Regions from separate parts of the Homo sapiens genome. Here region 2 is linked to region 1. The links are chromatin loops, found by intact Hi-C in ENCODE. Cell type or tissue: MCF 10A. All regions are shown on one strand. Each heading gives the region's core, and the rest is flanking DNA. Links, peaks and the distances in the headings are about the cores only.

Evidence for each region. Peaks named below come from ENCODE experiments on the same cell type or tissue, not always from the same donor. Only the 100,000 strongest peaks of a DNase experiment are listed, where the experiment ranks them.
Region 2: a loop joins it to region 1, with 5 times the contacts of the local background. A loop is called at or near these places in 3 of 110 quality-filtered maps.

Annotation. Positions count from the first base shown.
Region 1 is chrX:132,833,036-132,841,542 of GRCh38, forward strand. All of the region lies in intron 2 of HS6ST2 (heparan sulfate 6-O-sulfotransferase 2), which reads right to left. Among named protein-coding and RNA genes, the nearest start is that of HS6ST2, 120 kb to the right of the region's middle. In MCF 10A, for the core only: no CTCF peak of the experiment used is centred there; a DNase peak (open chromatin) is centred at 4,256.
Region 2 is chrX:132,953,533-132,962,039 of GRCh38, forward strand. HS6ST2 (heparan sulfate 6-O-sulfotransferase 2) reads right to left here and starts at 5,097. Exons shown (of 5, transcript NM_001394073.1): 1 at 4,643-5,097; 2 at 3,276-3,794. The coding sequence starts at 5,070. LOC124905219 (a long non-coding RNA gene) reads left to right here and starts at 3,903. Exons shown (of 2, transcript XR_007068337.1): 1 at 3,903-5,344. RefSeq lists an enhancer at 4,476-4,976. In MCF 10A, for the core only: no CTCF peak of the experiment used is centred there; no DNase peak of the experiment used is centred there.

The DNA of each region.
Region 1 (8,507 bases), core at 233-8,232:
TTGTTGTTTTACATTTCTAATTATACTATATATTTTTATCCTTTTTGACCTAACATTACAACATAAGCATTTTCTAACATTAATTACCATGTTTTCATTTTTTTAAAATGATTAGATAAGTTTATCAAGTAGATTTACGTTAATATATTTAACTACCTGTTTCTGGAAACTTGAATACTTTCCAACTTCCTCTTATTTTGATCTGTTAATGTTGTGTTGGGCCCCGTACATTAGCAATTGATCCAAGATTCATTCATTGGAATGTGAGTGCCAGCTGTGACATTAGGGCAATGCCAGCCCTCCTGCCAGCCTGTATTTCTCCTTCTCTGTCAGAGTTTAGTGCTTGGCTAGAATTCTGCCCATGAAACACTTGGCATGTAGTGGCTAACCTTGTCAAGGGGAAACTAGGGATCAAAAGTGACCCCTGTGACCAGCTGTCAGATGCCGGATGTCTAGTGTCCTGATATCTTCCTGATCTGATCAGTATCACACCCAGAATACTATTCCTCCATTTGGCACTGTAATCTGATGCCCTCAGGCTGCAGCCAGAAGCACACAGCAATTAGGAAACCTGTAAAAATCTAGTCCCCACTTGGGGAAGTAAGCAGGAGGCTTCCAGGAGCATTCACAGGAAGGGAAGTTGAACATTCCACTCTCCCCAATGTGAAAAGTGATGGGACAACACACAGCAAACCTGGAGGGAACATAAGTTTTCACGGCCAGATCTTTTTTTTTTTTTTTAAATTATTATACTTTAAGTTTTAGGGTACATGTGCACAATGTGCAGGTTAGTTACATATGTATATATGTGCCACGCTGGTGTGCTGCACCCATTAACTCCTCATAGGGCCATATCTTAAACCTGATAATGACCGCTGTTAAGGATGAAATGTTAATAACTACAGGTAACACTGAGCATTTACATGCTGTTTATATGCACAATCACATTCTATTATCCATCCTCATTTGGCAGATACAGAAACTGAGGCTCTCCTGCTATGTAACCTGCCCAAGGTCACACAGCTCTCTGCAACCCCATCCTCCCACTCCCTAAAAAGGTGACATAGGCAGGACTCAACTCCATTCTTTTCCCGTGCCAAAGTTCAAGCCCTCTCATTCATTTAAATGCCATCCACCTGCTATAAAAGAAGAGGAACGAGGCAATATCATGTGTTTATTAGAACACTTACTATGCACCAAGCCCTGGGTAAAATACTTCCTCACATATAAGCACTCAATACATGTGTGAGTTAAAGGCATGCCCATTTTACAGTTAAACAAACTGAGGCTTTGAGAGGTTAAATGATCTGTTTGACCTCTCAGAGCTTAACGGATGGCCCAGCTGTGATGAAATCTCTGATTCCAACTAAAAGAGCTTATTGTTATTCCGCGGCTTAAAGAAAAATGCCTCTGCTTTAGGTCATTCATACAGTCAAGGTCCTGTGGCAACATCATTATTTGAAGACCCAAGGCTCAGGAAATTGCACTTTGGCCAAGTTAAAGAAAAGCAGGCTAAACTCATCTCAGGGGGCAATGAGTTCTGAATACTTCATTTCCAAGTGTAAGATAAACTCAATGAAAAAGATATAATTTTCTTCGTAATTTGAGAATTGCACATCACACATAAATGTGCACTTTGTCAAAGCTTTGCAGTTCACCTTTACGCTTTACAGCCCTCTTGGGAAGCAGAAAAATATGACAATTATGCAAATAGCAGTGTTGAGCCAATTACATGGAAAAGTGGTTGTACTGAAAGGCAAAAAGGGTTTGGCAAAACTTAAGCTTCCCTTCTTAACAATGAAGAGTTTAAATTCAAATACATTTTTGGCAAACATGAGGGCATAGGTGGCTCTCGCTTTCTCCCTAAGTGTTATTAGTGCCAGAGGGCTCCTAGTCCTTTGTTTTCAGCTTTTAATAACCCAAGTGCTTTCTAATGGTATTTTAAGTGAGTTGCTAAAATGTTCAGAATTCATTTCTCCATATTGAGCTTCACAGAGATGATTCTCAGCAAGCAAATAAAAATAAGCATTTAAAAAGATTTCTTCTCTCATCAAATGGTGAAGAAATCCATTCCTTTTAGCCTGTTCCATGCTTGAAAAGGTTAGTGTGGCCTTTGGAAAATACCAGGCTGTGCATTCCATACACTGTTAATGATTCCTGGGATGCGCTGACACTTTTGAGGACATCTTAACCTTTTTAAAATGGGGCCTCCATTGTCTTACCTTAATAAGCAGTTTGCTCACCTTATGTCTTACAAAGGCCACCATGGTGGAAAATACATATGAGATGAAAAGCTGCACAGATGAGTGATATAACAGAAGGAGGAGGACGGAGCACCAATTACATAAAACACAACCTGCAGAGCACCTCCCCCACCTGTCTCTGACCCCAACCCAGTAAAGGCAGTAATGACAGCGGCTCTCTTAAACAGTACCCGATGATTACTTCTCCTCTCAGTATCTTCCTGGACGTCCTTCTCCAAATTGTAGCTGTATGAAGGTAACTCAAATACACATTTATGTATCTCCTTGTAGTCACAAAACTTCAGGTTCACCAAGTGGTCCCTGTGGTTTAGAGAACCAGATTGATAAGAAATCTGTTATAAACATTTTAGGCCACGCCTGTAATGCCAGCACTTTGGAGGCCAAGGCAGGCAGATCACCTGAGGTCAGGAGTTTGAGACCAGCCTGGCCAACATGGCGAAACCCCGTCTCCACTAAAAATACAAAAATTAGCCGGGCAAGGTGGCAGGCGCCTGTAATCCTAGCTACTCGGGAGGCTGAGGCAGGAGAATCGCTTGAACCTGGGAGGTGGAGGTTGCAGTGAGCTGAGATTGCGACACTGCACTCCAGCTTGGGTGACAGAGCAAGACTGTCTGGGGTGGAGGGGGGAAGAAATCTGCTAGAAACATTTTACTTTCCTGTTTCGATGCCTCACATATTCTGGGGGCAAGAGCTCTGAGCTGTCTGGAGTACCCTTTCGAATTCTTGAGCCTATTAATCCCTCATAAATCTCTACACATTTTTTAGGCTCTTCAAGTGAAGCAGTGGACCACACATTTTTTAGCACAGCTCCAGAGTCCCCTATGTGGAGTTAGCTGGCCCCTCTTCCAGATGCCCATAGTACTTTCTTCCCCCAGCAGTTTAAAACTTTTATTGAGCATCTGCTATGTGCAACACTTTGTGCTGGGTTCTTGGGTTACAGATGTGGCATCACATAGTCCTCGCCTTCAAGGAGCTCAAGACCAAGTGGGCTGCACTTCTGTGGGGTTTCTGTAAAGTTAAAATAGTTAATATGAGACCTTTTTCATGTGTAATTTACAATCTATCCGTAAACATGAGGGAGTCTCAAGGGTACTGGCAACAGGGCACCTTAAGGTTGCTAGGGCAGGGGGCCCCTGTGCCCACAAATGGGAAGGCTGGAAGGCCATTATGAAGATGGAAAAGGCCATTTTGGAGCATTCTTGGACTCTCTGCATCCCATGTAGAGGAGGTGCTGCTGTGAGAAGCAACAGCTCTCCTCTCCTCTCATAGTCCTTTGCACACACTTCAACACAGGTTCAACATATCTCATAGAAGTGTCCACTCTCATATCTGCCCTGGCCAATGGCCAGTAAATTGCTTGAAGGAAGCAGCTGGACTTATCTGTATCCCAGATCCTTTTTCTTTTCTGTATCCTCTTTAACAACTAGCATACTACATGGCAGATTCTAAGCCTTTCCTATTGCTTCCAGATGAACAAATAAATAAAGGCAAGTGAGTTTAGGTTGGTTAGTGGCAGGCCTTGATTATAAGGTCAAGGAATTTGAACATAGTTGGACATAATTTTTCATGAGAGGAGTCAGAATAAATAAAGCCTCTAACAGGGAATGTATATTCATTTGTGTGTCCTATAGAATTAAAAATTCTAGCTTCCACAGTGTAAAACAAGATATTAAGAACTCCTTTGAACAATCTGTTTGTGGGAAATGAGGAGTCATTTAGGATTCATCAGAGCAAAGAGGTTTACTTGAGCCGTGAGGTGGAGAGAAATGGCATTATAAATCCATTTTAAAAAGAAAAGCCAAAAACGCCTAGAAAGCATTTTGCAGTACAAGAGAAAAGCAATTTACTTGTTACTGCTTCAATTTCTTAAATCATCTGGCTTCATAGATCAACACTAACTCTCTTTAAATCTACCAAATGAAATTCCATCCAATGACTCATTACCCAGGGCAAGCCACAAATTGTGATTTGTGATTCCAGTAGTTCCTCCAGGAAATGTGGGAAAAATGATTGTCCAGGAAAACAGTATAGCCGTGTGTGTGTGTGTGTGTGTGTGTGTGTAAATAGACGCCATTCACGTGCCTGAGTCTGCTCCATGATGTCCAGATTGGGAAGACTAATCATAAATGGCCTTGTGACTTCCTAGACAGGTGTTTCTGACTGAATGCTGGCCCCACTGGCCACAGTTTGCAGTGAAACTAGCAGAATGCAGAAAGCCTGGCTTCACTCTGATTGAGTTCAGGCAGTGTCACTAAATCTCTACCTCAAACAGGAACCCTGTGTGGCAGGTTCCTGTGAAACAGTCCTTATTGTTTCCCTCCATTAGCACTTCTTCCATATCCAGGCAAGCCATTCTTTACAGAGTAGAATTTGGGAAAAGAAAACCCCGAAACTCAGATCTAATCTCTCATTCAAATTGTTCCGCACACTTCTAGAACTATGACTGCAGGTGCCCAAGGAGAGTTCAGAGAGTTCTCAGCTTGACCCTGTTTCTCAGAATCATCCTTTCATCTCACAACCATTTTTTGTTTGCTGTACTCTGTGCATTATTTGATCCAGCCCCATCTTGTAAGGAGTCATTGCTTAATCAATGGCTTTGTTGTGAACAATTAACATGAGACGCAAATAGCCATAATAAATACATATTTTTTTCTCCTCACAAAAGCACAGGTTTCTTTATGGCACAGGCATAGTTGCCATCATCAAGTGGTTATTTAGTCTGATGCAGCATGTTTTACAGCAATTATGTTTTTATGGCTGTATTCCTTCAGACTTACATAGAAACGTCATTTTAATTATCATAAATTCTTTAACCATCTGACTCTTCTGTGAACACAAGCTCTCCCCGCCCACCCACTTCACCAGATCCTGGCAGGCCTACAGCAAAGCTTTACAACACACTATTTCCCTTCTTGCTCGTGAAACATATCTGCCCTGCCCTCTCCACCCTTTTACTGCCAGAGAGTCATCAGTTCTGTCCGGAAAGATGTCACTCATCAGATGAGATCCCAGGAACCATCCGCTGGTTGCCCTGTATCTGAAAGCAAGTAGGTCATTAGCAAAGAAGTATCTCAGTTCCACTATCTAGCACCAGACGGTGATTACAGTGAAGGGAGCTATGAGATCTCCAAATGATAGGCCTGGATTAAAGGGATGGTCTAAGGAGGCTTTGGCTCCTAAGACCCAGAATTATAAATTATAGTATCTGAATTGAAATTAAACTCTACTTGGCAACACCGAATTTAGTATTTTATCATTTTAACTTGGACTTGATTTTTTTCTCACTAAAAAAGGACTTACACAGAAATTCCAAAAGGACATATATTACTTCCAAATGAATGCAAGAAGGTTTTATTTTTTGCTGAATCACACTTGACTATAGAAAAAGTGGTTCTGGATTTCAATATCGTGAGCTGAAAAATTCAGTTGTAAATGACAAGTCAAGTGTGAGGAACATACCACCTGCCGTCACTATTTTTTTTTAAAAAAACACCCCAATTAAAAAGCGGGCAAAAGACATGAATAGTCATTTTTCAAGAAGACATACAAATGACCAACAAGCATATAATAAAATGCTCAAAATCATTACTCATCAGAGAAATGCAAATTAAAACCACAATGAGATACCATCTTACACCAGTCAGAATGGTTATTATTAAAAAGTCGGAAAAAAAAAAAACAGATGTTGGCAAGAATGCAGAGAAAAGAGAAAGCTTATACACTGTTGGTGGGAATGCAAGTTAGTACAACCTCTATGGAAAACAGTATGAAGATTCCTCAAAAAAAAAAAAAAATAGAACCACCATTTGATCCAGCAATCCTACTACTGTGATTTACCCAAAGGAAAAGAAATCATTATATCAAAAAGACATCTGCACTCATGTTAATCACAACACTATTCACAATAGCAAAGACACGGAATCGATCTAAGTGCCCATCAACGGATGACTGCATACAGAAAATGTAGTGTGTGTATATATATATATATATATATATATATATATATATATATATATACACACACATGTATGTATATACACACACACACCGTGGCATACTATGCAACCATAAAAAAGAAGGAAATTATGTCTTCTGCAGCAACATGGATGTAACTGACGGCCATTATCTTATGTCAAACAACTCAGAAACAGTCAAATACCTAGCGTTGTCACTTATAAGTGGGCACTAAATAATGTGCACACATGCACATAGAGTGTGGAATAATAAACACTGGAACCTCGGAAGGGTGGGAGTGTGGGAAGGGGTTGAGGGATGAGAAATTACTTAATAGATACAGTGTACATCATTCCAATGATGATTACACTAAAAGCCTAAACTCCATCACTAGGCAATATATCCATGTAACAAAACTGCACTTGTAAACCTTAAATTTATACACATAAAAAAAAGTTACCTATGAGGATCAACAATTGTTCAAGATGATAAGGATCTGCAACCAGAAGAGGAGGGTAAAAAACAGCTTCCCATGGAAGTGGGAAGATGCAAATGAGTATCCTCTTCAAATTAGAACCTCTGGCCGGGCACGGTGGTTCATGTCTGTGATCCCAACACTTTGGGAGGCCGAGACACGTAAATCACTTGAGGTTAGGAGTTCAAAACCAGCCTGGCCAACATGGTGAAACCCCATCTCTACTAAAAATACAAAAATTAGCCAGGCATGGTGGTGCACGCCTGTAATCTCAGCTACTCGGGAAGCTGAGCAGGAGAATCACTTGAACCCAGCAGGCAGAGTTTGCAGTGAGCTGAGATTTTGCCACTGCACTCCAGCCTGAGCAACAGAGTGAGACTCTGTCTCAAAAAAAAATAATAAATAAATTAGAGCCTCTGCAGAAGTAGTAAGAGCAGCTGAAGAGCTGTGAACTGGGTCAACCACTTGGCTCTTGACTATGAAACAAGTATCTTTAGTTCTAATTTGATATTATACCCACAAAGATCCAGTTAATTTAACAATTGAATTTAGTTGCATGAGGTAGAGGGGAGACTCAGAATCATGAGATCAATAATGCAGGTTCCCAAAGTCAATCAAGCCCAAATATTTTGGAATGAGGCAAGCGTTGGGTTTCCCTCCTCCCCACTCTCCCTTTCTCTTTCCCTTTGTCACTCCCTCCTCCTCCTCTTCCCCTTCCTCTTCATCCTCCCTCTCTCTCCCTCCCTCCCTTTCTCTCTAAGTACCTAACACATGTTATTAATATTATTGGGATTTTAAAAGCCTGTATATTGCAAGAATGTTTTAAGGATTAAATGGAATTGGGTGTGTGAAAATGCCTAGTACAGTGCCTGATACATTTTGGAAGCTCATAAAATATTAATTTCACTCTATTTCTCCTTTCCTTCCCCTTTTTTTCTTCTTCCTACTTTGCCCTTCCTACAGCCATTGTGTCCTTATCTGGCCATGACTAAGAATTGAAGTCAATTCTAATATATGTGCAGGTACAAAAATGCATAAACATTAGCACTTATTCTTAAATCATTCTGTATGCTGCCTGTTCTTAATGATAAAAGCGGTTATGTTGAACATTTTCTATTTCCCTCTCATATATAATGCATACCATGTTTGTGTTTTATTAACTTCACAGGGGTGGTTCATAAAAATCGCAAAGCAATTTTAAAACTGGAGTGGGCCAGTGGAAAGCAGTAGGCTTACAGAGCTTAATTCTTTTTCAAGTGCAACAAAGTTGTTCTTAAATTCTAGTTACAAGTGGTGAGAAAGCCCTAACAGAGGAAATGAAATCACATGATCTCATACAATCACCCAATTTCATACTTTGAAGGAAATTCAGTCTCTCAATTATTTCTATGAGAAATAATGAGCTAGTACTCTTACGTAGAACTATGGGAGAAACTTGAGACTTACCAACTTTAGAAGAGCTCCAAAGATTTATTGTTCATTTTTCCAAAGGTCTCCAATGAGACTGCTTTTCTTATCTGGAGGTTTTTCCCCCCAAAATCAAGAAAATATCTATAATCAGTATACATATTGCTTAGTTGCTGCATCCTTGGTCCTTCATATACTCCACAAATACTCTTCTAGTACCTCCTCTGTAGAAGACCCTTGGCATCTTGTGAATCTCCCTACTGGGTATCAAACTGGGCAACAGAAGTACCGCTCACCTTTCTGTAAAGAAAATCGACAGGCATGATACTCTTTATGAAGCTCAGGGTAGGGAGGCATTGCTGAAAATGAAGCTTATTATGGGAATTAAATGAGGAGCCTTCTTGCCA
Region 2 (8,507 bases), core at 170-8,169, 120 kb after region 1:
GATACCTCCCTAATGTGGATGAATGGCTGTGAGTCAGTAGGTGGTTCCTGTCGCAGCTGAAGGCTCCTACTGAAGCTCATCCAACCAGGCCTCAGCCCGCTCCCATCCTGCTCAGCTTTGCAGGGATTCCCAACATGGCAATGAAAGACCCCTCTGCAATCTAGCCACAAAACCTATCCCCAGTGAATAGAAAGCCTTAGGGATGTAGAAATCCGTTCTTCTCCCAATGGGTGTGGTAATCCTGGCCCAAAAACTCATCCAAACTCACATGTTGTAAAATGACTGACGATGATAATGATGTAGGTGATAACAACAACAGCCAACATTTATTGTGTTCATTCACTTTGTGGGAATGACTAACTCAAGACCTCACTGTGGTTTTGCAAAAAACCCTTGTTCATCAAGGTGCAGTCAACAGAGCAAGGGTTGTGGAGTCAGACAGAAGTGCAGTCAGATTCCTGCTGTGCCGCTAAAAAAACTCAGTGACCCCGGGGAAGCCCTTTAGCCTTTTTGGGCTTCATTCTCATCTGATAAATGGGGATCCTTTTGTCCACTCTGGCCTCTTGCTGAAGATGGTGCAGGTTTACAGAGGAATACCAGAGATAAGGGATATGAACGCTTATCATAAACTGGAGTGCACTCTCTACACAGGATCTGGTCGAGGGTCACATGGCTGGTTAGTGGCTGGCCTAGAACTAAGGCCCAGCTGTCTGAACTCCCAGGCCAGAAAGGTGGAACTGTTGTTCCCCTCAGTTGAGAGGAGCACAGAGACCACCAGCTGGCATGGAGAGGCTGTTTGACACAGGAACTCCCAAAAGCAGACTCTCCCATTTCCAGACACCAGCTTCTCACCCCCACATTTCACCATCGGTGCAGCTGCCTTTACCTCTAAATTTTTGCCTCGCACAGACACATACAACAGTCACATACACACACTCTCTCATTCTCACACACACATGCACACCTTAGCTCTTACAGATTATCAGAACTCACAGAACTGGTCCTGCAACCTCCTAGGGGATCTGTCAACATCCAGAGAAATTCTGGAACCCCTAGGCTATCCCTATTCTTCAAAGTGAATATTTCTGGAGGTGGGCAGGAATGAATGAAATAAAAAGGTGCCCTTGAGGTAGCAATGCATTTCTCTAGCAAGTTTTATTTCATTTTTGCAAACACCGTAAAATCCAGTAACTGTGACTTTTTAGAACATGGTTGCTCTTTGATTAGACTAGATGCTACTGTAGTATCACCCTTTTAATAACCAAGAAAATCCTATGTCATTTCAAATAATTTTGCTTCAATTTGGGACAATCCAAGAGGCTTTGAGGGGTTCTGGTTATCTTCTGGAGAATGCGGGAAGGAATCTGCCAGAGGACAGTAGCCACCAAACAGATAATCTAGACCACATTAATAATGTGTGTTTATAGACATCATACTCTGACCTACATGTTCAAAAGGATCAGTAAAGGCACATGTGCCCCATGGAACTCCAGACAAGGCCATGGCTTTCATGGTGACCAAGACCTTGTTTTCACTTCTCTGCTATAGTCATGGCTGTGGAATTCTACTTTTGCCCAGAAGAGCTTTTTAAATATTACCACCTCTCAATACACCTACAAGGTCTGTCAGTATGAGAAATTCTTTTCAATATTGCCAAATTGTTTGGGAACTTATTAAACACCAGAATATTGTTGTGACAATGACTTACACAATTGTACCAATGGATTGAGGTCCTGGGGCTAAGGTTTTCTTGGGGTGGAAGAAAAAATTTGTTAGTATTGGAAAGGAAATACAAGTTTGGCAGATTCTGACACAATTCCAGCATTTGAGAAAGGACAGTGTAAACTGAGAGAAGAGAGAGTGAAGAGGAGAGCCAGGGGGTGATGTTCCCCTTAAATCTCAATGGTAATCTGAAAGTCAGAGGGCTCTAGGGCTCTATTTGCTGCAGTTGGACAGAAAAATCCACACTGGTTGTTGCGTTCTAACAGTCACCTGCAAAGCATCCCCTTGTCCAGGGTACCAAGTGCACCCGGGGGATGGGGATGGGACACAGACATGTCCTTGCCGGCCCAGAGACCCCATCCAGAGGCCTCCAGGCCATGAAACTCACCTTGTGCACCCCCTGGACTCCCTGCTTCAGCCCAGATTTGTTTTAAGGAGACTTGCGAAACAGTAGCCCTGGCTGGACTAACTGCACCCCATAGCACTCACTTCCCCCACCCCACCACCACCCACTTTACAGTACTGCATGACCTCTAGCAACTGGACATCGCGTCTGGAGGGAGGAAAATACCCTTGCTTCTGGCTACAGACTATTAATAAATCAGCTTTTACCGCATCAGCCCAGGCTCACAGAACATGGGCTGGCAGCGCCCCATGCTGGGGCTCAAGCTTTTTAAATATTTTTTGTAAATCAGGAGAGGCTCCTGGTGACTGAACCCCACATGGGGTCCAGGGCACCATCCCAGCCCGCCCTTCGGTCCGCGGGGTGCCCCCCGCCACTCCCAAAGAGCCACGGATGCCTCTCATGCAGCCAGTAGTGATAAGCAAGCCTGGGAACCATGAGCTCTCCTTGGATGTCGGAAAATAGCGACAGAGGGACACCCAGTCGCCCGGGAAGACCAGAGCCAGAGCGGGGAAGGAGCGAGGTGATAAAAGTCCGGCAAGAAGAGAAAAACAGAAAGGGTAAGAGAGAAAAAGAATAAAAGCGAGAGAGGGGAATGGAAAGAAGGAAACAGCGAGCAAACAGGAGCAGACAACATCTAGGACACAAGAGAGAAAGAGGGAGAACAAGGCAAATAGACGAAATAGGGGGGAAAGCGGGGGGAGGGAAGAATGCGGGCGCCGAAAGGAGGAAGAGAGCGCTGAAAGGAGACTTCGGAACCCGGGTGCAGAGTAGAAGAAAGCAGGGATCCAGAGACGCTGCACGGAGAGCGCGGCTCTTTAGGGCTCTCCAGTGCGGAGACTGAGTACGATGCCCCGTCCCAGCGGCCCCGTTCCGGCCGCTCGGCCGCCTCCCCCGCACGCTCTGCCAACCATCACGCAGGCCACCCTGCGGACAGACAGACGGTCAGTCCGGGGCCGGAGCGGAAAGCCTTTCTGTGGCCGCCACAGCGCGGCGAACGTGCGCTACTGGGCGCCCAGCACCTGCCCAGCCGGGGTGCAAACGCCCGGGCGTCAGGGTGCGCGCTAGGTCCCCGGCTTGGGCCAGCCGCGCCTCCCAGCCCTCCGCCCGCCTAGGCCCGGGTCCCGCTCGACTACCGGCGCGCACTCACCTGGACGGTCTCAGCCTGGCGTCGCGCTTGCCGTCCACCACGGAGGGCACACAGCTGGTGAGCTCGGTCCAGTCGGCGTGCAACCCGCAGCTCCAGCCCGTGGAGAACCTGGAGAAGAGCCAGGTTTCCCGCTTACCCGGCCGGTGGCAAGTGCATTTCTTCTGACCCACGCGGCACTCGCACGGCTGCTCCAGCTGGATGTTACGCACCAAGTGGCGGCCGAAAGTGGTGCCCCCGGTCTTCTGGATGTGCAGGAACACGATCAGGTCATCGCCCTTGATGTCGAAGTCTACCTTGCGCAGGAGGTCGCCGCGGGTGAAATTGTAGCGGGGCACGAACCTGGCGGAGCTCTCATCCTCCGAGCGGTACGGGTCCGGCACCGGGGAGCTGAACGCCTGCAGGCGGAGGAGCTGGCATTCTGTGCCGGGGCACACGTATTGGAGGACGATCACGGCAAATAGGAAGAGCATCACCAAAGCTAGCAGCAGCTTGTTGGATTTCTCATCCATGTTCCCGACGCTGGGGGAAACCCAAGCTCGTTACGTCAATCCCGCAGCTCAGCCCGCGCTCGTCGTGCCCCCGCACCGCCCCCTTCCCCTGGAGCCGCTGCTGCGCCCCTCTCCCCCTCCCCTCCGCACCGAGTACTCCACGGCGGCGGCGGCTGCGGCGGCGGCTCCCTTCCCCGCTTCCTTCCTTCCCGGCAGGCTCAGCGCTGTGGCTTCTGCGGCACACACACACCCCCACCCCGACTCCTTCCCGCGGGCCGTTCGCCCCCTCCCCCCGCCAGAGCTCTCCGGAGCTCCCCGGAGCCCCTCCACGGGGTTTAGCCCCAGTGGGACCCCTCCGGGCCCAGTCGCCCCACTCCTCAACTCACGCCCCCAGTCCGGGCCCCCGCGTGTCTCGCTCCACTCTCGGTGGCTCCCGCTCCCATCCCCATCCCGCTTCGTCCGCCGGACTCTCCGGGCTCTTCTGCCCCTATCCTCTTTGGAGCGCACACCTCTGTCCGGGTTTCTCCCCGCATGCCCCGAAGCCCTCCTTTTGCCGGCGCCCGCGCCCGCTTGCCCACCCGGTAGGCGGCCTCGAGGGAGCTCGGAGCCGGGGGCTCAGAGTTACCCTGGGGGAATGAGCCGGCCGGCAGCCCGACTTGCTATCGGAGACGCTGCGCTGCCGGTGCCCGCGGAACAGTAGCGACGGAGCCGCGGCGTGGGCAAATGCGCGCCGCACCCCTCCGGAGACCCTAGCCGGGCCACCAATGGCCAGCTGGAACTTTACGCCCTTCTCTACCCCCCGCGGCTGCCTTCCCTCCCCGTACAGCACCTTCGCGCCCTGGCCTGGGAGCGCGAACCCCGCTTTCACCTAGAACGTACCTGGCCATGGGGCCGAAAATCTTGGAGAAGATCGCACCGAGCACGTGCTTCAGCGAGTGGCCCAGGGCGGCCAGGCCCCGAGTGAGCAGGGCCCGGCAGAGGGAGCCCAGGTCCCAGCGTCGCCTGAGGACGTGCATCCGCCTGCGGCGGCCCCGGGACAGCAGCGCGAAAAGCGGGGCGCACGCGGCTCCCGCCAGGGAAGAAGACGCCTTTCGGGGCTTGTCCAGGAGCGGCCGGGTGTGGAATCCGTGAGACACACCCCTAGGAGGGCCCGCGCGAACTGAGGCGGCGACCGACCCGGGCCGGCTCGCTGCCAATTCGGCCTCTACTCTGGAATGCCGGCGGGGACAGGTGGTGCGGACGGGCGCTCCTCGCTCCGGTTGCCGCGGCGGCTCGAACTCCCGGACTGCACACGCAGGCAGTGCCATTCCCCCCTTCAGGCAACTCAGGGTACTAAGGATCACGAGCGAGCTTGAATTTATATAATAATGCCTCACGCCTAAGAGCTCGAGCCACTTCACAAGCAGAGAACCTGGGTTTTCTCTTTTCTTGGAGTACGGAGGTCACTCCGCTTAGCGCATCACTCCACTTTGGCTCGTAATTTCAACCTCTCCTAAAATAGCAAAGGCGCAAATTGGAGCTTTTCCGTCTCTCTTTGCCAATTTCCATTCTCCAGCGGAAGCGGGGGCATTTTCTGAAAAGGTAAGTCAGCATGATAAAAAGACAGCAGGACCAAAAAGCATTACAGAATGAGAATCTGACCTTTTTTAGAGCACAGACTGTCTTCTTGCTGAATCCTGTGTACCAAACCCTGTGCCTGCAGGAGGGCTTGACTCATAAAAGGTTTGTTGAATGAATGGATACATAACTAAAAACTCCATCAGAGTGAGACCGTCTAATCCAAGGTAATGTGACACATGAGGAAACTGAGGCCCAGAGAGGGGTAGGGATGTGCCCAAGGTCACACAGCAGAGCCCCAGGGTTTGAACCCAAGAAACCCAGCACCATCCACCTATTTCCTGATACTAACACCACCTTCTCTAATAAATAGGCACAGATCTTCCTCAAGCTCCAGTGTCCGAAAGGCTCTTTTCTGCTGCTGGACCAGGAATGCAGGGTTTAACAGGGAAAGAATGGATGTTCCTTCAGGAAAAGGACCCTGGGAACTCAGGAGTCAGTCTGTCCCCATCTGATTGATCAAAGGGGCTTGCTGTACATCAGGACACTGGTGTTTCCGTGACTGAGTGTGCAACTCCCTCCAGTCCCACTGCTACAGAAGGGGCACCGGTTGGCAGCAGTGTTTCTGAGCAGTGCTGTTGGCACTGGGGCCACTGAGTGGGAGAATGCAGACCACGAGCTGAGTCCTGGGGTGGGGGCATGTCCCTCCTGGAGACAGGCTCTCCCAGTATCTCCCTTGCTGAGCTCTGCTCCATCCGTTTCCTGTTCTATCTATGCCATGAAGCGGCAAGCCTAAGAATAGTCCAGAAGTCCTGGGAAATCTGTCCCTGGGCAGCACTGGGATAATCACTTGCCCCTCCTGAGCCTCAGTTTTCTTGTCTGTAAGATAGGACCAATTATGTCCCCTGTTTTGACCAACTGAGTCACCGTGGGGATGAAATGTAGAAACCTTTAGGCCACTCCAAATGTGAGGCTGTGTTTACCTGTTGCTCTAAGCTCAATGTGCCAACTGCGTCACAGGCCAAATAAGGAACAGGCCGTTCTCAGGCAATTCTGTGGCTGTGCACCCTGTCTTTACCACCCCCTAGAATTCCCAGCCCTGGCTAGACTTCTACGTGCCCCCAAACCTACTGGGGACCGTGAGGGACCCTTTGTCCAGCTGCAGACATAAGGGATAGTGGATTTTTTGGGAATCCTGAATTTCTAGCACTCCAGGCATCTCCTGTCCTGAGGTTCCAGGAACACTCTGAAAACCCAATGAACTTGTGCGAAGAAGCCAGATGCAGTAACTTACAAGGTTGACCTCTCAGCTTCCCCAAGAGCTCCCCTGGTGCCCAGGCTGGTAGTCCTAGGCCTGCTCCCCCTGAGGGCAGCTTAGGGTGTGAGCCAGGGTAGTGGGAAGCTATGGGGGTGGCCCCGGAGCTCTGCTTGCCAGCTGCCCCTGCCTTCTGCTTGGCCACTCACTGCAGTCAACCTCTTTAGCCTACCCAATAGGTGGCTCTCCTCATGGTGTCGCATAAAGATTCCCTGCCATTACACCACCTTTGTATGTAATGGCATTCATTGGGTCCCTAGGAAAATATTTCTGAAACAGGTGGGTCACAAATTCAAGCCCTCAGCAGCTAAACTACGGAGTTTCTACTGTAAGAGGGATTAGTGGCATTGGAACACAAGAAAGTGCCTTGGGTGGAGGGAAGGGGGAGGTGGTAAACAGTACGGGGGGAAAAGTCAGGTTTTACTCATTTGAGTTGTGAAAAGGAAGGTGTCCACACACCTGCACACACACTCACAGTCCAACCTTCAGAGAAAGGGCCAGTGAGGTTGGTAGTTGCAGAGCAAGAGGGACAAGGTGGGGCTGTAAAGTTCAGTTTCTGAGATATAATATGTCACTAGGATTTTTGCATTTAGAAGCCCTTCCTCCACCCCCTCATGCTGTGAGGAACAAAGAAATGAATCTCTCATACAGGAATTCATATATCAGGGCTCCTGGAAGTATAAGAAAACAGTCTTTGTGGGGAGCAGGGAGTCCCACAAACCTCAGAAGATCCCTCCAGGATTGAAGAGGCTTTTTGCTGAGAAGCAGGGAATTTTTCCTACGTGTGTCCCAAGAGCCATGTTCTCCCGAGGCCAAGGCTGGGCCTTGGCTGCATGTTGAAGAGGCTTCTTGTAATCTCGGCTGGTCTCTGCTCCCAGGAGCCAGTTCCTCTCAGGCAGTGAATGACAAAGGCTCAAATGCTCTAGATTTTGGCCTTTTGGGGAAAGACTGGGGGTAGGAGGCAAAAAAAAAAAAAAGGGAAGAGAACTGGCCGAACTGTCAAGTGTTCGGTTTTCCATCTCCTTAATTCTAACACCAACTGGAGTTGCTGTGTATGCATATATTTGGGATTCAGTACCTGGAAGGCGAGGAGAACTCTGTCATCTGAGCAGGGCTTCTGGTTGTCTCTATGGTGTGGTATGATTTTCATTATTTTCCCAGAACCGTCCTTCCATGGTTTCCAATGAAAAGGCTGATGATTCTGGGAGCATAAAGGTCAGCCTGGCTTGCATGCGAAGCAGCACAAGGCCAGACATGCATTTGGTTCCTGTAATCTGAGACAACAGTGGGAGGTAGTTACAAGAGCACTGGCCTGGGAGTCCAGAGACCTGGGCTCATGTCTTGACTCTGACACTAATGAGACTATATATATATATATATGACCCTGAGGAAGCCACTTGCTCACTTTTGGGCTCAACTTCCTTATCTGTGAGATGGCAAGGTTGACTTTGTGATTCAAGAGGCACTTCCCTGATCTGACATTCCTTGTCACATGTTTACCTTTACTGTCTTCCTCAAAGGCTGAAGGACTGCCAAAGACTCAGGGCCTTAGCCCGGGGGGAATGACTTAGACCTGGTTCTACCTGCATTCTGTGGCATTTGCATCACTGGATCCCACCAGGCCAGCAGCAGCTGCAGTTGTTCTGGGCCCATATTACAAGGGTGACAGCAGGGTACCCTGTTCAAATTAGAACAGAAATAGTGGAAACTTCATATTAAAGAAAGCATGACATTCTTTCCAGAAAGCATAGATTATGCCTTCCCCTCATCCTGAGCATTCTCTTCAACCCTGGCTTTCTAGCTGTCTCTCATTTTGTGAAAACGTTCATACTCTCAATAATAGGCAATTCTGTCACAAAGATGGAAGGCATG